Linked DNA regions of Homo sapiens: regions 2, 3, 4, 5 and 6 are each linked to region 1. A link is a contact called in ENCODE Hi-C data. All regions are on one chromosome and are shown on one strand. Each heading gives the region's core, a stretch centred on a gene start or an enhancer-like site at or near the end of the contact. The rest is flanking DNA. Distances are from core to core; before and after follow the strand shown.

Evidence for each region. A loop is a pair of places that touch in the nucleus more often than their neighbours do. Pooled maps may share reads with other maps.
Region 2: a loop to region 1 is called in a pooled map, with 4 times the contacts of the local background. The contact joins the promoter of CENPE here to the promoter of PDLIM5 in region 1. A Hi-C loop is called at or near these places in 2 of 50 pooled maps.
Region 3: a loop to region 1 is called in a map of CD4-positive, alpha-beta T cell, with 9 times the contacts of the local background. The contact joins the promoter of PPM1K here to the promoter of PDLIM5 in region 1. A Hi-C loop is called at or near these places in 2 of 168 maps with a recorded cell type or tissue (CD4-positive, alpha-beta T cell and CD4-positive, alpha-beta memory T cell) and 6 of 50 pooled maps.
Region 4: a pooled map shows a loop between it and region 1 (5-fold over the local background). The contact joins the enhancer-like site here to the promoter of PDLIM5 in region 1. A Hi-C loop is called at or near these places in 5 of 50 pooled maps.
Region 5: a loop to region 1 is called in a pooled map, with 5 times the contacts of the local background. The contact joins the enhancer-like site here to the promoter of PDLIM5 in region 1. A Hi-C loop is called at or near these places in 2 of 50 pooled maps.
Region 6: a pooled map shows a loop between it and region 1 (7-fold over the local background). The contact joins the promoter of C4orf17 here to the promoter of PDLIM5 in region 1. A Hi-C loop is called at or near these places in 4 of 50 pooled maps.

Annotation. Positions count from the first base shown.
Region 1 is chr4:94,450,057-94,453,502 of GRCh38, reverse strand. PDLIM5 (PDZ and LIM domain 5) reads right to left here and starts at 1,561. Exons shown (of 13, transcript NM_006457.5): 1 at 1,508-1,561. RefSeq lists silencers at 1,062-1,321, 1,492-1,911.
Region 2 is chr4:103,196,497-103,199,942 of GRCh38, reverse strand. CENPE (centromere protein E) reads left to right here and starts at 1,600. Exons shown (of 49, transcript NM_001813.3): 1 at 1,600-1,679; 2 at 3,093-3,184. The coding sequence starts at 1,624. RefSeq lists an enhancer at 1,184-1,738.
Region 3 is chr4:88,282,737-88,286,182 of GRCh38, reverse strand. It overlaps PPM1K (protein phosphatase, Mg2+/Mn2+ dependent 1K), which reads left to right and starts at 1,622. Exons shown (of 7, transcript NM_152542.5): 1 at 1,622-1,777. PPM1K-DT (PPM1K divergent transcript) reads right to left here and starts at 1,253. Exons shown (of 5, transcript NR_134238.1): 1 at 1,122-1,253. RefSeq lists a silencer at 1,260-1,479 and enhancers at 1,214-1,737, 1,650-1,739, 1,780-1,839.
Region 4 is chr4:100,092,063-100,095,508 of GRCh38, reverse strand. No RefSeq gene overlaps it. Among named protein-coding and RNA genes, the nearest start is that of DDIT4L-AS1, 96 kb to the left of the region's middle. Within about 2 kb of position 1,893, at least 7 of the 41 ENCODE cell types and tissues checked have a DNase peak (open chromatin) inside an H3K27ac peak, as active enhancers do.
Region 5 is chr4:99,849,636-99,853,081 of GRCh38, reverse strand. The region is part of intron 3 of DAPP1 (dual adaptor of phosphotyrosine and 3-phosphoinositides 1); the gene reads right to left. Among named protein-coding and RNA genes, the nearest start is that of DAPP1, 35 kb to the right of the region's middle. Within about 2 kb of position 1,746, at least 2 of the 41 ENCODE cell types and tissues checked have a DNase peak (open chromatin) inside an H3K27ac peak, as active enhancers do.
Region 6 is chr4:99,509,523-99,512,968 of GRCh38, reverse strand. C4orf17 (chromosome 4 open reading frame 17) reads right to left here and starts at 1,948. Exons shown (of 9, transcript NM_032149.3): 1 at 1,697-1,948.

The sequences.
Region 1 (3,446 bases), core at 312-2,811:
ACCCATGTACTTGCAACTTCCCTTTACTTGGGGATTCCCTTCCTAACTTCTCTCATTTGTTATTAAAATTCCTAGCACTGGCAAGGTCACAGCCACACTACAAAACCAGTGTCATTTCATTTCTAGTCACTGTCCGTTCATTTCTAGATGCTTCTTCTGCTAGCTTCATTTGGAATTCATCTGCCTTAAAACAGTCTCTGCCCCAAGCAATGGCAATATTTTTATTGGCCTTTCCAAGACTCCTCCATCTGGTTATTAGTGCCCAAGCCCTTCCTCAAATACCAAGCAGGCAGGAAATAGCAGCATACTCTTTCAAACACGTCGAAAAGGTTGGAATTTCTGTAGAGTTATGGATTTTCTTTTAGGGAAAGTCTAAACAATGTCTTTGCTCTAGTACTAGGGAAGGAAGCTTGGTATTTCCCACACTTGTATCTCAGCTTCATTAGTGGGTGAGAGGGGAGAAAGGAGAACTCAAGATGAACTACACAGAGTGACAAAAAAAAAGGCCTGAAATTAAAGAGAAATATCTTGAGATTCTCTTTCCCCGCAATGGAGAGAGAATGTAGGTAGAGCTGAAGAACTAAAGCCACAGGCACAGGATGAAAGCAGCCGACAGGACAGTTTTCCAGGAGGGATTCGCGCCTAGCCTTGTTGGCCAAATAAGGCTACCGAACGGGCCGTTTCCGTGGCAGGCGGGTTCAGACGTCCTCCCCGTCAGGAAGGCGGACTTGGGATAGGATCTGGCGATCACACCCTAAATCTGCCCTGCCCAGCGCCGCCACGAATTTTCCTTCCAAGCTCTGCCCTGTCCACACGCCCTTCCTTTTTCCACTTATTGTAAAACGCACCGAAGGCACAGTCTTACAAAAGCCCCAACAAGTACTCAAGTGTTAACAAATCTCGTGTTCATGACAAATGTGTTTCTTAAACGAGCTTTATTTCTGGACGCGCAGAAGTTTTCCCCAAACAGGTTACACAAAACTGTAAATATCTGGGGGAGAAATAAATGCTTCTCAGTAGCCTGGGAGCAAAGAAAAACTAACGCGCCTTTTCCTTTGAGTCCCGCTTCCTACCCTCCAAGAGACTGGCGCAGGACTGGGCACTCAGACACCACACCACGGTGGTGCCGGGCGACGCCGGCAGCCGGGTGGGTGGGAGCGGCAGTGCCCGTCCCTGCCGGCCCTCGCCACCTCCGGGCGCCCTCCCGCGTCCCCGTCTCCGCTACGCTGGTCCCGGTCGGCCCGGGCTGCGGGGACCCCAGGGCTCGCCCTCTGGCCTCATGCGGACTCCAGCGCTGCCCTTTTCCGGGCGCTCCTTTTCCCAAGCTGCTCTCCCACCTCCGCCGCTCCGCGCCCAGAAAGCACCTGAGGAGCCATCCCTGCCCGAGGAGCGCCCCCTCCTCGTCCCCAACCGGGCTTCCCTTCTCGCGTTCGGCGCACAGCGGCCGGTTCTTTCCCTTCTCCCACCGGAGATCCGAGAGGCGCATCGCCGGCCGGCCGCCACTCACCTCGGGTCCGGCGCGGCGCGGGGCTGCCTCCGCCTCAGACAAGGGCTGACAAGTGACTCGCGGTGAGGGCGCCGTCCCCACCGCCCGCGGGAACTTCCGCCTCCTGGCTCTCCCTCGCCCCACCCCCGACCCAGGACACGCCCCTCCGCTCCCGGCCACGCCTCTGGGCCAGTCCCAGCCGCGCCGCGCAGGGGCGGGGAAGGTGGCGGCGGCGCCGGGCGCTCGGGCTTGCTGGGGCTGGCTGAAGCAGCTGCGGAAAGACAACTGCGCTACCGAGTTTCGGTGGGAGTAGTCTTAGCGGATTTTGAGCGCTACCTGGCAAAGGTCTAACCCTCCGCTCGTCCGTTTTGTAGTGGGTGCATTTTTCTCTCCAGAAATTTAAATTGGCAAGCAGTTGCTCTGCCTAAAAATAGAAGGGTACTTTGGATAAATCTCTATCTATGCAAGTTCAGCGGTTACTGCCTGCGTTTTTTTTTTTGAAAGAGCTTTACATGCTCTGAAAAGTGCAGACCCAGAAGTTTACCTGTCAGGAAGGTGAAAACCAGTAACCCTAACAGAAGTTAACCCTGTCCATCACACCAGAAGACAGTGATACATAAAAGCGGCCAAAAGTGATTCAACCACTGTATCTTCAGTTTATTTTTCTAAATCCAAATCAATAGTCCACTTTCCAGCCTTCTATAGGGTTGCTTGATACGCCCGAGGAATTTATTCATAAGAAAACGTGAATAATGTTCACTGAACATACGGAAAGTAACTAGACTGTTACACTGTGAATTGGCTTATAAAACGTGAAAAGGACAATTCTTAACCAAGGAGCATATAAAGCAAGGATGAACTTCATGAGGTCCGTGAGCTCCCCGGCCCCCAGAAGTGCAAGCAAAATTCCAAAGGCGAAGATCCAAAGCTGCTCTTTCCCTAACGGTAGCCACTGGCCACATGTGGCTATCGAACAGTTGAAATGTGGCTACTGTAACTGAGACCATGAATTTTTTGTTTTACGTAATTTTAAATAATTTAACATTTAAAACTGAAGCAGGATAACATTTCTTTACTTTTTTTTTCTTTGAGACGGATTCTTGCTCTGTCTCCCAGGCTGGGATCAGTGGTGCAATCTCGGCTCACTGCAACCTCCACCTCCCGGGTTCAAGCGATTCCCCTGCCTCAGCCTCCTGAGTAGCTGGGATTACAGGCGTGCGCCACCACGCCCGGCTAATTTTTTGTATTTTTAGTAGAGATGGGGTTTCACCATGTTGGCCAGCCTGATCTCGAACTCCTGACCTCAGGTGACCAACCCGCCTCGGCCCCGCAAAGTGCTGGGATTACGGGCATGAGCCACCGCGCCAGGTCGTTAACATTTCTTTTAAGCACTACATTTAAGGACTAAAGTTGAAAATATAATGCCCAAATTGAAATGCGTTGGAAGTGTAAAATGCACACTGGATTTCGACGACTTGGTATGAAAAAATAATGTAAAATGCCTCAATAATTTTTATATTGATTATATGCTGAAATCATCATATTTTATGTTTTGTTAAATGATACATGATTATGGCCGGGCGCGACGGCTCACGCCTATAATCCCAGCACTTTGGGAGGCTGAAGCGGGTGGGTCACCTGAGGTCAGTAGTTCAAGATCAGCCTGGCCAACATGGCGAAACCCCGTCTCTACTAAAAATACAAAAATTAGCCGGGTGTGGTGGCGCATGCCTGTTATCCCAGCTACTTGGGAGGCTGAGGCAGGAGAATCACTTGAACCCGGGAGGTAGAGGTTGCAGTGAGCCGAGACCATGCCACTGCCCTCCAGCCTGGGCGACAGAGCAAGACTCCGCACCAAAAAAAAAAGAGTAATAATAATAATATTTGATTAAAATTAATTTCACTTTTTAAAAAAAATGTGGCCACTAGATAATTTAAAATTACTTACGTGAGCAGGGTG
Region 2 (3,446 bases), core at 351-2,850, 8.7 Mb before region 1:
GTTTCTTTAAATTGAAAGAAACTACTTTCATCTAACTCAGTCTACCATCTAACTCAGTCCTCACTCTGCAAGGAAATTAGGCATATTCTGTGTATCTTTCCAAAAATTATGTATGTATATCCAGACATATTCTGTGTACATAACCGTGCACCTTGAATTTCTCTTAATAAATGAAACATCTTGGATAGCTTTCTAAAGTACACATAAAAAGCTAGGCCAGGCACGATGGCTCATGCTTGTAATCCCAGCACTTTGGGAGGCCAAGGCAAGGAGGATTGCTTGAGCCTAGGAGTTCAAGACCTGCCTAGGCAACACTGTGAGACCCCACTCCCTACCCTAATCCCCCCACCACCCCGTCTCTACAAAAAAATTTAAAAATTATCTGGGCTTGTGATGTGCCTGTAATCCAAGCTACTCAGGAGGTTAAGGTGGGAACCCCACTTGGGCTGAGGCCAGGAGTTGAGCCTGCAGTGAGCTGTGTTCAGCCTACTGCACTCTAGCCTAGGTGACAAAGCAAGAACTCATGTTTATTTAAAAAAAAAAAAAAAAAAAAAAGAGAGAGAGAGAAGAAAGGGAAAATAAGCATTATTTTTGGGAAAAAATCACTGTATTTAGAATAGCTTTCCCTCTTAGTTAATAAAAGTAACAAACCAGGCCAGGAGCGGTGGCTCACGCCTTTAATCCCAGCACTTTTGGAGACCGAGGCAAGTGGATCACCTGAGGTCAGGACTTTGAGACCAGCCTTGCCAACATGGCGAAGCCCCGTCTCTACTAAAAATACAAAAATTACCTGGGCGTGGTGGCGGGCACCTTGTAATCCCAGCTACTGGGGAGGCTGAGGCAGGAGAATCACTTGAATGCAGGAGGTGGAGGCTGCAATGAGCAGAGATAAGCACCACTGCACTCCAGCCTGGGGTGACAGAGCGAGACTCCGTTTCCAAAAAAAAGAAGAAAAAAAAAGTATCAACCCATTACTCAATGAGTTTTTCAGTCCTCGGTATTTATTTTCCCTAATTCAACCTCTGAGGAAGCCACAGCTAATGGAAACGAGTTACAGAGAGAGAGAAACAGGAGAAAAGCCTAAACTCAGATTTTCTAAGGCGCACAACAGGCTTGTCACGTTTCTGGACTGGACAGCGAATTTCAACTCTTGCTGTTGAAAGTTTATTTTAAACTGTTGGTGCAGTTTCTTTAAAAGACGGCAATTCTGTTTGGGTAGTGAAAAATACATGTATCTCTACCTAGTTTCGTCTACAGGTTCCAAACTTTTTAAGGATGGGGTGGAGGATGACGTTCGCTAGCTTTTGGCAGATAATAGTATTCTGGTATTCCAGGACCACCACTCTCTGCCCACTCCTGGGAGCCCCTCCCTTCGGCCCTCTCCTCCGACTCTCTGCTGGGCCCTTTAAATCCCCTCTCCTGTTTAGCAGTGGTCACGCCGCCCGCCTTGCGTCCCCCGCGCTGCTCCGCACGTGGAATGGCCCATGACGTCACGAGGCCACGGCTCAATCAGATGCGGCGTTTGGGAAATTTTAAATTTAAAGGCGGGGCGGCCTGTGAGCCCTGAAGTGCCGGCCGCGGAGGGTCCTGGCCATTTTCCTGGGACCAGTTCAGCCTGATAGGATGGCGGAGGAAGGAGCCGTGGCCGTCTGCGTGCGAGTGCGGCCGCTGAACAGCAGGTAGGGGGGCCACACCACGGCCCGGTGCCCGCTGGGCCTGCGGCGCCGCCCTGAGCCGGAGGGGCGAGGCCTACGATGTTTCCAGGAGCCGCTGCTTCCCGGCTCTGCTGTCTAGTGACTCGGCTGCTGGCCATCGTTTCAGGGTCTGTAAAGTGACAGGGGAGGATCGGAGATCTAGAAGATACTTTCCAGCTGCGAGATTCACTTAAATTTAACTCAGTCTCGCTGACATACAGACCTTCCCTTCTGTGCTGCTCTGCCTTGCGGCATCTGCTCCTCCCTGCCCCATTCCCCGCCTAGAGAAGTCGTATGGGACCGTGCCTTCCTGGCCCTCATCACAGTTAGTCATTTTACACCTAACTGCTGTCTCCAGACCCTCTGAAGACAAGGGCTAGTCTGTCTTGTCACATTACATTCAATCGTCACTCAAGATCATTCTACAAATATTTATCAATTTTTTTTTAGTGACTTTGTACAACACAGACACTCCCGTCATTGCCCAGTGGCTCTTCCATTCTAATGGGACGAGACAGAAAGTAAAGTTGAAAATGTAGGATGTTAAGTGGTGATATGTAGGTAATAAGTGCTAGGGAGAAAAAGCAGGAAGAGGAATAAATGAAATCGGTTTGCTTCACTAGCTTCTGGCCCTCGACCCGAAATGCTAACACTTTGTGTGTGTGAGAAATTTTTATTGAACACGGGGTTTAATAAATGCAAATACCAAGATCAGGAATTTCCTATTTTTGAGGAGCTCATTATCTAATGCCTTAAACGGCTACATAAAGAAACCATTAGGATACCTTTTGACAAGTGTTATGATGGGCAGGTAGAGAATGTTTGCTAGAGGAGTTATTAGCCCATCAGAGACGAAAGCTTCCCGTGGGGTGAACTGGTGTCAGAAAAGTCTTGACGCTTTTCATGAGTGAAATAATCCCTATGTTACTTAATGGAAAGGGAAGTCAGAGTATTCCAGGCACAGAGAGGTTACATCTGTCATTTGGGGAAGACCTTCAGGTAGAGCTTAGGATGTATCTAGGAATTCAGAGGAAAATGGAAGAGAGAAATGACATGATCTAGGACTCGTGCCCTGCTGAGGATTTCATAAGTTTCCAAAAGGTTTTAAGAATTTTAAGCAAGACAGACATAATCAGAGTTGCATTTTGAATCCATCCCTTTGTTTACCAGTACTGGGGGAGAGGGTGAGAATGAAAGCCTTCACAAGAAAACACTTTTGAGGCGGCAGAAGGTCACTGAAGCTCCATTTAAGAGTTGAATCCTCAAAGATGGACTTTCTGTCATTCTCTTATGTTACTATCTTTCAAAATATTCTTTAGCAGGTGAAATCTTTTCAATTATTCCTCCTATGACATGACTTTTATGACTGGTTAAAATGCGGTGTTTTTATTCTTTTAGAGAAGAATCACTTGGAGAAACTGCCCAAGTTTACTGGAAAACTGACAATAATGTCATTTATCAAGTTGATGGAAGTAAATCCTTCAATTTTGGTAAGCTTATAATAGCATCAAAAGTTACCTTGTTATCCTTTTGCTATTAAAAGTACAAAAGGCTTATCAATAATATTAGATTTGTCACTAAAGATTAGACTAAGCCTTCTATAAACTGCTTCACTGGAAACAAAATTGTTTATCCATCATGTATTTAAGTAAGGTAACCAATTGGCATTTAAAACAGTTATAATCACAGTTATCTAATTTGCATCTAGGTAGATTCCAGACCCCCATGTGCAAACACTATACCTTATTGCCT
Region 3 (3,446 bases), core at 373-2,872, 6.2 Mb after region 1:
ATAAACATTAGCTGTGTATGGTTGAGCGTGCCTGTAGTCACAGCTACTTGGGAGGCTGAAGTGGGAGGATCACTTGAGCCTGGGAAGCAGAGGTTTCAGTGAGCTCAGATAGCGCCACTGCACTCCAGCCTGGGCAGGAGTAAAACCCTGTCTCAAAAAAAAAAAAAAAAAAAAAAAAAAAAGAAAGAAAGACAAAAGAAAAAAAAATCCAGGAAGTCTATGAAAAGACATCAACTCAACATAATATTACTCAAGGTTATTACTATAATTTGTGAGCCGTCAATATGAGAGTCACTCTCTAACCTGGTTATTAAATGCACTGGATTCAAAACAGTTGTCCCTGGCCTAGAATAACTAAAATGCCAAATCAAGTTAATTATTTATCTTTAAAATCTCTAATCTCTCTGCTCTTCTCTCCCTTCAGTGATATTGTCATAGTTTAATCAAAGTCATCTTCCACCTTAAATTTCATCTGTCATCATCTCCTAATCAGTTTCCCAATAGCTTATTTTAACTGTTCTTTGCACACTAACCAAAGTGATGTAAAGTCTAAACCCAGACCCTTTCACTTCTTTTTTTCGAATGCCTCAATAGAAGCCCATTAAATTTAAAATGTAATGCCAACTCCAAGCCCCTGTCTGCCTCATCTCTCTCACATCATGCTGTTCTTTCCCTCCCTCAATATGCTGGAGACACTTTGGCTTTCTTTCTGTTCTTCCAAAACGCCGGGCTGTCTCACCGAGAGACCTTTGTCTGCTGTCCCCTCTGCCCAAAACAATTCATCATTTTATTGGTTCCATGGCTGAATGACTGATGGTTTAAATGCCATCTTATAAAGTTCTCATATAACAATCTTATCTGAAGTTATCCTCCAGTGTCCACACCATGCCTATTTCTTTCCTTGACATGATTAATTACTATTCTATGTGCTTGCTTACTTGTTGGTTTTCTCCCTCTTCTTTGTTAGACTGAAAATTCTATGAGGGCAGCTATCGTGTCTAGCTGTGTTAGGGGCGTATCCCCAGTGCCTAGCAAATGTATAGCATACAAGACGTCCTTCAATAAACACAGAAATACTTGTTTAATGAATTAATAGACATTCCCTAAAGATCACAAGATACCTGTTCAGCCACGAAGAAGACTGCACTGTGCACTGCTGTTCAAAGACATGGCAGTGAAATCAGATGCCTTTCAAACTCTAAGCCTAAGCAGTATTGGCATTCCGTTCTCGGTTTCCTGGCTGTCACAACTACAGTCCCTTAGCCCGAAGCGAAACCCCCTCCGCGCTCCGCCCGCTGGCTAGGTACCAAGTCTCGCGGCCCCACCCACCGCGCAAGCGCGCCCCCTCTTTGGCTGGGGAGCTAACCTCGGGAGGGCGGGGCGCCGCCGCGAGCCACCACTGGCACAGGGTGACGTCGCTCCGCCGCGCAGCTGGAAGCCTGCGAAGTCAAATAGCAGCCGCGGGGAGGCTCGTTCCCATCGGCATCTGTGACTGGCTGCGATCGAGGGCCCGGGCGGCCGGCCAGCCGTCTCGCCGAGTGCGGACTGGCCGGATCTGCTGTCAGTCAGCGGGAACAGACTTCTCCCTCTCCATCTGGTCAACTGCGGGAGAAAAATTTTCGAGAATTTCCAGCAGGCAAGGCAGTGGCCGCTTTGACTGCTTGCTTCGGAGATCCGAGACGACGGAGAAGGCACTCTTATTTACCGACCAAGAAAGCTCCTCCCCCGTCCTCCGTTAGCTAATTAAAACATTTTTCAGGGACGTAGCCATCCAGAGGTAAGAGCCTAGAGAGTGCAATTCATTTATTTCTGCTAACCATGTATGCTGTTCTTTATTGGCGGTCGCGGAATGGAGAGTAAACGGAGAAGGGTTTCCCGGGAGGTCGAAGGGGAGACGTCGGTTTCCGTTCCCCCGCCCCCCGAGTCGGCGCTTGGCCGGCGGCCTCTCGGAGTTCTCAGAGCGTCGCTTTCTTCCCTTTGGAGGTCGTGAGCAGCTCGTCGGGGTGAGGCGGGGCCCAGCTGGGCTGCCTGCGCCCCGGGCGGCGGGTTTCCAGCCCAGACTGCGCTCGGCCTTGAATGTGGCCGCAGGCTGGAGGGCCAGCGCGGCGCGAGGCGGGCAGGGTGGGTGGGCTGGGACTGGAGACCCTTGCCCGAGGCCCCGGAAGCGAGGATGCTGCGGGGTGGGTGCCGCGTTGCCTCCCGGGCGAGGGAAACGTGGCGACAACGGGCTCGGTACGCCCAGAGGGAGGTTGGGAGGCGGAGACCTGGCGGCAGAAGGTGCCGAGGGAGCCCAGCTATTTGCGAGGCTTCGCAGGCAGGCGGGCGTGTGTTCTTCCCACCGTGTGTCACCCTGACCACCCGCCTGTCAGGGCCAGCGAGCCGAGGCCAGGATCCTGAGCTGTACCCAGGTGAGCTTTTCAGGAGGTCCGGCATCGTGAAGGATGCACAGCCCCGGCTGGTTTTGATCCGAAGACTTGGGTTTTACTTTGCGCAGGGAGCGCTGTAGTACTCAAGGCGTTGTAGCTGGTGATGTCTTTTTCAGCAGCCGCTTTCTGTAGATGAGGGAATTCACCGGATGTGACAAAGAGGCTCCAGGTGGAAATAGCCAGGGAATTTGCAGTCTCAAAAGCTCCACGGGCTTTTCTGAGCCTCCCACTGCTAACGTGCAGCAAGGCCTCATCGGTTCTTTCCGTCAGGGCGGAGGAATGAGGCTGTCCTTCGGTTTCAGAATGAGCGACTAAAGTGACAGATTACAATGACGATGAAAAAGAGCAATGAGACCGGTAGCAATGGCTCACGCCTGTGATCACAGCACTTTGGAAGGCCAAAGCGGGCTTGAGCCCAGGAGTTCGAGACCAGCCTGGGCAACACATCGAAACCTCGGCTCTACAAAACATACAAAAATTACCCGGGCGTGGTGGCATGTGCCTGTGGTCCCAGCCCCGGAGGCTGAGGTGGGAGGATCTCTTGATCCTGAGTGGTCGAGGCTGCAGTGAGCCGAGATCGCACCACTGCACTCCAGCCTGGGCGACAGAGCAAGACCCTGTCTCAGAAAGAAAAAGAAAAACAGCCATGGTTTGTGGTGTTCTGGTTAGGCAGCTGTGGCAGGAAGAAGAGCAGCACGTGCGTGTGTGTGTGTCTGATAAAATACCTTAGTTACAATATTTGAGTAGTGAGTTCTCGCTAATAATTTTTTCTTGCAACCTTAGTCATTACTACTGATCACCCAGGCAAATTCCTTGACTGCAATCCTTAGAGACGAGGAAAGAAGAGAGGAGAGTGGCTGGTGACATAATAGACTGTGAAGGAAAGTTCTTAAAGGCATTATAAAGTTACAGGTTTGGGATATAGTCTGTGGCTTGTATGCATATTTACTAACGTGTCTTAAAAGATATCTATGGGAATAGAATACTGAGTACTTTTCACTGCTCACATTTCACACTTTT
Region 4 (3,446 bases), core at 644-3,143, 5.6 Mb before region 1:
CACAGATGAAATTAAGACCCCACCTTTGAATGTTCCTTTTCAGATCTTCTTTTTCCTTTCCTTACTTTGTTTTCCTTTGAAAGTGGCCATTGATGTTTTTAAAAAGGGTTCTACTAGTTTATCCGTTGTATCTATTTTAAGGCACTGTTGGGTGGGGAGATGGTAACGTGAGCACAAATAAATTACATCATTATCATTTTCTCCTACGTTGACCATGGTTAAGGTTTTAGTCATGCGCAAGTGACTTAAAATTACATAATATGTATTTTGGCAATCCATCCTTGCTGTAGTTCAGCTCCCTGAATTTCAGAAGAAATGGGCCACTTAATAAGCCTCATCCAAGGGACTTCAGAGTCATTTCACCTTCATAAATCCTTGGAATTTCTACATGATAAAACTAGATTATGCAGAAGGTGTAATACATGAGGATGAGGCATATTTCCAGCAAATACGTAAGCACTGGGAGACTAATAATAGCCAAACACCTTACTCTACTAACAATTAGGAGGAATATAAGAAGAGGGTGCTTTGGTGTTTGAAGCGTCTAAGCCTTGGTTTCTTATTTTACACTTTCGTTTGGAGGGCAGATTGTTTTGAGTCAACATAAAGTGACTTCAGCTGAAGGGAGACTGGGATGTTCACAGTGGGCCTATAAACATTTTTAAAAACATCATTCAACGTTGATTCTGCCTTCACGGAGAGCCTACACTACACCAGGCACTGGGTTGGGCACTGTGACAGGGCTGATTCAAATAAACCCTTATGATATTTCCCTGTTGCTAAACTTCCAGAGTATTGACTGGCAATTTTTGGCCAACCTTCAAGCCTGATACATTCTTCTTTATTTGTCAATCTACCCTTTTGGTAATGTGGTAAAGAATCAAGTGTTTCTCTTCAGCAGCAATTCATCAGATAATTGCTCACTTTATTTAGTTGATGTGGACACAGCCAATCTATGTCATTCTGGTCAAAATAATACATTTGCCCTAACATTAGTGTTTTTTGTTTGTTTGTTTGTTTTTACTCTGAATTAAGCACATGAGGCCCTCAACAGAACCTGCATTAGACATAGCACCTGGTGGACAAAATATCCCTAATAAGCATTTGCTTGATTACATTCAGGCTTTAATTTTATTATCTAGAAAAGTGCTATTTCACCTTTATAGGTTTGGATTTGGTTATGTACTTTAAAAGCTTCAGGTAAAACAATGAGTAGATTCCTTTGTGAGAGCCCTCACAGTAAAACCAGAAGGCTGAAGGATACTGAGAGCATAGCCTGGATTGCGGATCCTAATTGACCAGTGCTGTGGTCTTACCTGGGTCATTTATCAGCTGTAAACAGTAGGCAAATTGTTTAATCTGAATGTCTCCTTCCTAATATTAGCATTTAGAACAATAATTCCAACTGGATGAGGTTATTTTTGAGATTTAATAATATAATAAATGTAAAGCCCATGGCATATATCAGACTTTTAATACATGTTTATTTCCTTTTTTCCCTCTCTCCTAGCAAAAATTTAACTTTGTCTTGAAGCTTGCCAAATAAGAAGGCCCCCAAAGTTGCTTGCTCTTGCAAGGATTACAGACTCTCATATTCACTCAAGTACTTAAGAAGTGTCAGGCACATTCCAAACTCCAAAGGAAATTAAATGCTGTTCCCCTGCCACCCACTCTGTCCCCCAGGGACCCCAAGCACATTAAAATAACATTAAGGCAATGATTTAAGCTGAAAATTGGGCTGCCAGGGAAAGCACCAGGCCCCAGTTCTCAGAAGCTTAGCTATACCTATGGGCACAACAGGGTGGCTCCCCTGGCTGGCTGACGTCAGAGCTTAAAGTTGTTTTTACCCCTGGCATTTGTGGGAAGGAAAGGGAGGGGTGAGGAGCGCGGGTGCCTCTTGTTCATTAAAAAAGCCTTCTGGGGACCCCTAGTGGCCACCAGCTATCATAGGTTTCTCTGCCAAAAGAAATCATGAGGCCTCAGGAAAACTACCTGGGGCTTCAATTGTATTTGTCTTCGTTCTCTCCTCAGTGATCCAAGTTTTTTCTCGGAAGTTAGTGGTTAAAAGGTAACCACTTTGTAACAGGCCTGTACAGCTCTCAAGTTTAGAAATTGGAGTTACGGGTGGCATAGACATCAAAATGATGGCATCAAATTGAAGGAGAGCTCTGAAATCCTCTTTTAATCCTCACCAGGAAAGCAGAAGGCAGAGCAAGCAGGCTGAAGACTGACAGAGAAGCATTTGCATGTCCTCCATGAGCCCTGATTTTCATGGGAACAGCTGTCTCAGTGACTGCATACAAGGTCCCACTTCTTAGATCTGTTCCCGGAGACGCAAGAGAAGAAGTAGAATAATAAGTCAAGGCTGTCCTGCTCATAAACAAATGTCAGACTCTTGTAGCTGGTGTGTTTCTGCTTCCTGAGTCTTTATTTCCCAAACCCCAGTGAACATAAGCAATAAAGCTATATCATGCTGGGGAATAAATAATAAATGATTCAGCCTCGACTCCAGGCATGTGTGGAGAATAGATATGGACCCAGCAAGGATTTATATACACAAAGCACCACGACACTCCTGGTGAGAAACTTTTCCTTTCGGGGAGAAACTGAGAAAACACAAGTTTGTTTCAAAGTGGAACAGGGGGTGATTTTGGAAACAACATAGTGTTAGTCATTCAGATTAATCTTCAATTCAGCCCTCCAAGCCTCAGTTCTTTCCTCGCAATGATGAGGCCCAAAGCTAACTCCTCTTTCGGCAATTAAAGAAGAGAGTGCAACACCACACTTAACATCCACTAACAGATGAGGTACCAGAAGCTTCAGCGTAGCCTAGAGACAGCACACTAGGCATAGCTATTAAGGACCCACCTTCAGAAATTTGCAATCTTGTGTTGTTAAATTAAATAAGCAGGAGACCATTGGCCTGGGACTGTCTCATATTTTGAGGTCCTACATAACAAACCACAACCTAATCTAGTACATAAACAAGCCAAAACCTAACTTAGGAGTATATTTTCTTCTTGCGAGTAGCCAAGTTTCAACCAATCACAAACAGCTGACCATCAAGCCAATCACAGGGAGCCAACTGATCAGATCATGCTCAAATAAGGCAGATGCCTCAACACGCCGTGGCCCAAAAAGGCAAATGCCTAGCCGAAGCCAATCAGATGATTTTTTTTCTATTTTTCTTCTGTGTTCATCCTATAAAAGCTTACTGCTTACACTGCTGGGTGGAGCTCTTAAAACCTCTTCCGGTTCTGAGTATTGCTCAATTCACGAGTTGTTCTTTGATCAAATAAAGTCTGTTAAACGAATTTGTCTAAAATTCTTCTATAACAATATCTCTGGCTTTCTTGCTGACTGTCCTGCCTTAGTGGTCACTGGAGGTAGAGCTATCACTTGCGGCATTAGCTGCGACAGGAAACATCACCCCAGGCAGCCAGAAC
Region 5 (3,446 bases), core at 497-2,996, 5.4 Mb before region 1:
TCAAATACCAATTAGGTATAAGGCACTTAAGCTGGACACTGAGATATAAAGCATGATGGAGATGTTCCTTGGCCTCCTGGTGCTCAGAACTGGTAACAGATATGGTCGTTTAAATGAACAGGGTGATGAGACCAATGGCAGCCGTGTGAGCAAAGCATGATAATCATCCCCAGACTGCTTGAAGAACCTTTCCATGAAAGGATTCAGGACAGCTTTCATAAAGGAGGTGACATTTGATTTAGATCTTAAGTAGTAACTGGAAGTTTTCCAGGAAGGCTTTATGAAAGCCATGAGAACAAGACTAAACAAAAGCACTAGGGTAGAGGAAGATCCATTCCATTGCCCTTATTTCCTATCAATCAGTTTCCGAATAAACGTGTAACAAATTAGTGGATTTCAAAAAAGTGAGCATTCTCCCTACTCTCTGATACTACCCAATTAATGAAAGTAACCAAGCAAAGTCTTTGCATTACTAAGTGAACATGACCTGAACAAGCTGGTGCTCACAAGTGATTGCCTCCTTCCCCTTCCATCTGGAGAGGGGAGCCTCCAGGCAGAAAAAGGGCTCAGCCCAGGGGGTCCAGGCATGGGGGGCTGGGGAACTTTGTTCCAAGGGCTCAGAGCAGTTCTGAGTCTATGTTTCTGACATTTCCTTCTTGAAATCCTTCCCTCAATCAATCAGTCAATCAGAAACTAGAAACTAACTACAAAAAGAGGCAACTTAAGGGGATTTTTTTTCTTCTTGCTATGGTTTCTTGCTTTTAATTTTACTAGGGTCTTTTCTATAGCAAGCCTAAGATTGTACCAGACATGGAAGAGATGTAAAGAATTCAGCAATTCATTCAACGAATATTTACAGAGCTTTGCACTCTGCCAGGCACTTGTCTAGGTACTGGGAATGCAATAGCACACAAAGGAGTTTAAATGCTCTTATCGAGCTTATGTTCTAGGTAGAGGAGACAGAAAAAAAATTTAAAAAATATTTTATGTGTGAGAAGTGTTATGGAAAAAATGAATAGGGCATGGTAAAGGGATAGAGAATAGAAAAGGTAGGGTTGGGAGAGGGTGATATTTTACAAGGGTCATCAGGAAGGGCGTCTTTGAAAAGATTTGAAAGATCTGGAGAGTATAGAACCTGAATTAGAGTAAGAGTGAGAAAATGAAAAAGAAAAATGTCTCCTCTGTGGTTAAAAAACACCCTAATGTTAATGATAAATCTACACAAAACAGGCCGGGCACAGTGGCTCACATCTGTAATCCCAGCACTTTGGAAGGCTGAGGTGGGTGGATCATGAGGTCAGGAGATCGAGAGCATCCTGGCCAACATAGTGAAACCCCATCTCTACTAAAATACAAAATAAAAACAAAAATAAATTAGCCGAGCGTGGTGGCAGGCACCTGTAGTCTCAGCTACTCGGGAGGCTGAGGCAGGGAAATTGCTTGAACCCGGGAGGCGGGGGTTGCGGTGAGCCGAGATCGCACCACTGCACTCCAGCCTGAGTGACAGAGTGAGACTCTGTCTCAAAAAAAAAAAAAAAAAAAAAAAACTACACAAAACAAAACCTGTCTATGATACTTGAATACATACAATGTCTGACTGCAAAAACAGAACTGTGGCTTTTGATACTTGGGCCCAGATAAGGTGCTGCTGTAAAATGAAAAGCTGTTGAGAAAAGCCAGAAGAGGGTGTCTGATCTCGACCTCAGAGAAGAATGAAAGCCTCTGGCCCTTCCTCTTTCTGTCTCTCATTGGCATTGCAGCATTGGGATCACAATGAAAAACAGATTTTGCCATTATCAGAACCGTCCCATTCTTGCACATTGTGCTCTCTTTTGTCAATGTGATCTTCCCATAAGAACAGATCCAGTCATATGAGGAGAAGGGGCCGGCTACAGTTTTACAGTCAGAATGAAAGCAGCAGTACCTATATCAAGAGTAGCTGCTGTGCAGGCTCAGGGGCTCTGTGAACACAGTGCTCACATTGTAGATGCATGGTAAATTCAGCGCTGGCTCCCAACCCTAAGAAACACTCCCAGTGATGTGCTTCATAGTCACTCTGGACCCTTGGAAAGAGCACTGGATGCACAGGCAGAGGAACAGGGTTCAATTGTCACTACCGCCATTCAGTACTTATCGGCCTTGGACAACCATTACAAGCTTCTGCTCCTTACTAGTGAGAATAATTATGCTTCCTTCAGAAGGCACCAAATAAATGTTTGTGGGAGAATGATAACATATTAGATATTATTATTCTTTGACAGAATATTTTTAAATCCTTAAATAAAATTTGAATGATTGCATCTTTGGGGACATGGATTTTGAAATCTTAAAAAAGACCTAGACGCAACATTCTGCTAGGAATAAAAATGGTGGTAGTCTAGTAATCACTACTTGTGATTAACTATAGTTAAATTGGTGCCTCTCAAACACTTTCACCTTACAGAAGAGGAGAGGGGAACTGAAGCCTAGGGATCAAAGCAGCTCCCAAATTAGATACATTTTGAACTCTTATACTTTATCTTCAAAGTTGATGCTTAATTTTCATTCTACTTCATATATTTAATACTTAATATGAAAATAATGCTTTAAATGACACTCCAGAAAGATGTACTTAGTTGATACGACCAGGCACACACTTCACATAATAATACCTGTGTTAATTTTTTTTTTTTGAGGCGGAGTCTTGCTCTGTCACCCAGGCTGGAGTGCAATGTCACGATCTCAGCTCACTGCAACGTCTGCCTCCCAGGTTCAAGCGATTCTCCTGCCTCTGCCTCCCAAGTAGCTGGGAATACAGGCATCCACCACCACACCGGGCCAATTTTCGTATTTTCAGTAGAGACGGGGTTTCGTCATGTTGGCCAGACTGGTCTCGAACTCGTGACCTCAGGTGATCCACCCGCCTCGGCCTCCCAAAGTGTTGGGATTACAGGCGTGAGCCACTGTGCCTGGCCTAATTTTTTATTGCTATTGTAGCAAATTGCCACAAACATAACAGCTTAAAACAACTCAGATTTATCATCTTACAATTCTGGAAGTCAGAAGTTCGAAATGGGTCTCACTAGTCTAAAACTGGCAAGGCTGCTTTCCTAGTGGAGGCTCTAGGGAGGATTCATTCCTTTGCATTTTCCAGCTTTCAGAGGTGCCCTCATGTCTTGACTTGTGGCCATTTTCCTCTGTCTTCAAAGCCAGTAACAGCCAGTCAGATCCTTCTCCTGCTGCCATCTTTCTGGTTCTCTCCCTTCTGGCTCCCTACTACTTATGAGGACCCTGTCAATTACAGTGGTCTTACTTAGACCATCTAGGATAATCTCCCCACCCCAAAGTTATTTGATCAGCTGCCTTAATTCCATCTGCAAACTTAATTCCCTCTTGCCATGTAACAATATATTCACAGGTCCAGGGAGACATGTGGACGTCCTGTGGGGGCATTATCCTCCTACCAC
Region 6 (3,446 bases), core at 699-3,198, 5.1 Mb before region 1:
ACATTCTGACAAGAGTTTCTTGTCACTTTCTTATATATCAAACATTTCTCCATCTTCTTTGCTTGAACTAAATTGTTTCTCATGTTACAGCAATGTGAGGCTATTTTGTTTTCAGACCAAATTTTTGTAAACGTTGAAAAGTATAGGCATGGGTGGATCTAAAACATTTACCCAGGGGAAAATCAAAGTGTTTGATTTCAAAATATTTATATTATATTTGTAAAAAGTATAAAGTATATTCTGTTTTTAATTTCATTTGAGCTCACTTTGTTGACTTACCAAAAAAAATTACATGATTATCAATTTTGATATAGTAAATTTAAATGATGACTTTTAAATACAATACTCACAAATGCACTTTACATTGAATTAATTTTAAGTTAAGTCCCTTCATATTGTACTTTTAAAACCCAGCATCTTAAAATGTATATCATCTTCGGAGAGAATGGTAAAACCCAAAGAAGGAAAAAAATCCAAAAGAGTGATGTATCTGGAGATGATAAACCAGAGAACCTTTGCCATGTTGTTGTTTGCAATATTGAGTAACAGTTAACATTTTTAGACACCTATGGTGTCATAGACCTGGGAGATTAAAGATAATGTTATGTATCTTGGTGAATTCACAACCATGTGAGAAAGAACATTTCTGGATTAAGAACATAGAAAGTCGTTATTTAAATTTTCTTGAAAATAGTATGCTTTTGAAATCTAAGAAGGATGATTTTCTGGTGCTTGTTGTATTTTTTCTATCTTACATGAAAATCTTATTCATCGTAGCAGAATTGGGAAATACACATTTTATTTATAACCATGGCAGAGACTTTTTGGGTTAGAATAATTTGCAGTGTCAAAAAATGTTCATGTTCTAGAAATTGATCTCAGGATTTTGTTGGGATGGATGCTTTTAGATCGTTGACTACCTTTTTAGAACAAAGCAATCTATGTTTAAGTGTTTCATGCTATATACTTAGACTGTATGGTGTATAAATTCCCAGACTTGTTGCCACAGAATATCTGGTTTTCAGGAACTTCAGTTTGATATATATAAATACTAAAATTATCCTAGGTTGGGTAAAATATATGTAGACATTAAATGCAGAAAATATCTATCTAGCAATAAAAAGTATATTTTCTTATTGCTGTTTATGAATATCACAGTGAGGAGCTAGTTCTAATCTCTTTGTTTAAATCACACTTTAGACTTACTCATTCTTTTGGTGTGGGACCTTTTGTACAATTAAGCCAGTAAATTTGCTTTTTACTTGTATTGAGGGGAAAAGAGTACAGCAGACAATTTGGAGAGTGAAAAAGACATTAAACCAGAAATTTAAAGATAGGATTCATGGTCCCAGATTTGCCATTAACCAGCAAAGTGACCACAGATTAATTGTTTTATTGCCTAGATTTCAGTCTGTTTGTCTATTACCTGATGAAATTGACTTAAATGTTAGCTGATATTATTCAGTTATTCTGTATGTGTCTGTCCCACATCAATTCTCTTAGATTAAAGGGTAGTGATACACTTTAAATTTTGAAAAAAAAAAAGTCAACAAGAAAACAATGTGTATTTCATTTTCTTAAAACAGACTTATTTGGCTTTCACATACTCTTGAAAAAAGAATGAACTTGAGGACTATTAACTAAATCATACCTAAAATTTTAGAACATTATTGTAATGATGAATTTAAAATTATACCTGAGGACAATATTAAAAGCAGGTGATCTTGCTGACAAGAACTCAAGTCTGTTGATACCCTCCCAGCCTCATAATATGTCTAGACTGAGTTTTTGTTGATCTCCTTAAATCTCTGCACTTAAGCTAGAAGTTTTTAGTTGGTAGAGACAGACCAATCTCGAACGCTTCCAAAAGAATACAGCTGTCTTCATCCAGTTTCTCACACTCTTACTCCAAGGAGCCTGTGTGGCTCCCTGGTTGTTAAGATATGTTACATAGCTTAGCAACGTGGTAACATTCCTTAGAAAAATCTAAGTTCTAGAACCTCTCACCCACTATTCTTCTCAGACCTCCAGTTACCCACTTGACAAAACCATGTGGCCACAAATGGCTTTCCTCAATTTTGGACATATAATAGAGTTAAATCCAATGCAAGAGAAAGAAAAAGAAGAAAAATAAAACAGAGAGCAATATAAATCAAATTTATAATTTTTCCCACAATTCTGCTTAAAGAACAATTATGATATAACCAAATATAGCTTAATCCAAAACCAACGGGGAGAAGGTATACATGCTTTTAAGGAGTTTCTAATAGTTGTGAATGGAATATACTGCTTTGGTAGTCAGGATGTCTGTGCTGATGACATGTTCAATAGCCATGAAAAAATATTGAAATGTTAATTAGAAGTCATAGAGAAACACACACACATGTACATGCGGTGCTTCACAAGACTTTTCAGAATACACATGATTTTGAATTTCTGAATTACAATCTCTAAGAGCAATATAGACAATTTCTGAAAGGCAAATACTAGCTTAAAACAATGCAAGGATAGAGCCTAATTTGTCTGTTTTCTTGACTGGCCCAAGAATTAAAGGTTTAATTGCCTTTGCCTATAACCCATTCTTATGCCTTATGCCTCCCTGTTTTACTGTAGTTTATGGGGAATTTTATGGGAGATCTAATTGACTTTCTAAGGTAATTTTTGTATTCTGAGATTTTTAGTTTTCACTTTGTATCAGTTGAGAAACTTTATTACACAGCTAATAACAGAGATCAGAAATAGTGTTCTAAGTAAGATAGATGTGTATTTCTTCCTCACATGGAAGAGTTCAACCATCTAGGGTTGGTATGGAAGCTTTATGAAGCATCATTATGGACCTTGGCTTCATCTATGTTTTAGGTCCATCTTTCTTAATATTAGGCTTCCATTTTTGAAATTATCCCTTGTTCAAGATGGTTCCTGAAGTTCCAGTCATCCAAGATGGCTGCTATATTTGCACATATCAAATCTGTACTCCAAGCAGGAAACAAGAGGAAGGTTGGGGAGGTAAGGGCTGACAAGGGCACATGCTAGCTATCTGCTCTCTTTGTAAGAGCCTTCTCATGAGTCTCAGACAATAATCTATGTTGCATTGATGATTTATAGCTACAAGAAAGGATAGAAAATGTAGTTTCTTAACAGGGCACATTGACACCCCATTCTAAAACAGGGGCTCTAACAAGAGAGGGAGAAAGTATAAATCGGGTTATAAAAAGCAATCTCAACCACAGATCCTGACATTAATACCTAACTCTGGGTAGGAGAAGTCTACACTCTGTGTGCTGTGCTTTCCCTTAGAGAGGGTCACTAGAGATAAACATGTACTTGGCTATGTAACTATGTTATTTTCCATTTATGAAGCCCCATGGGGAATTTTCCTGTCTCATTACTAGGAAAAAAATGATACAACTGGCTTGTTTGCATTAATTTTGTCAGAATCAAAAAGA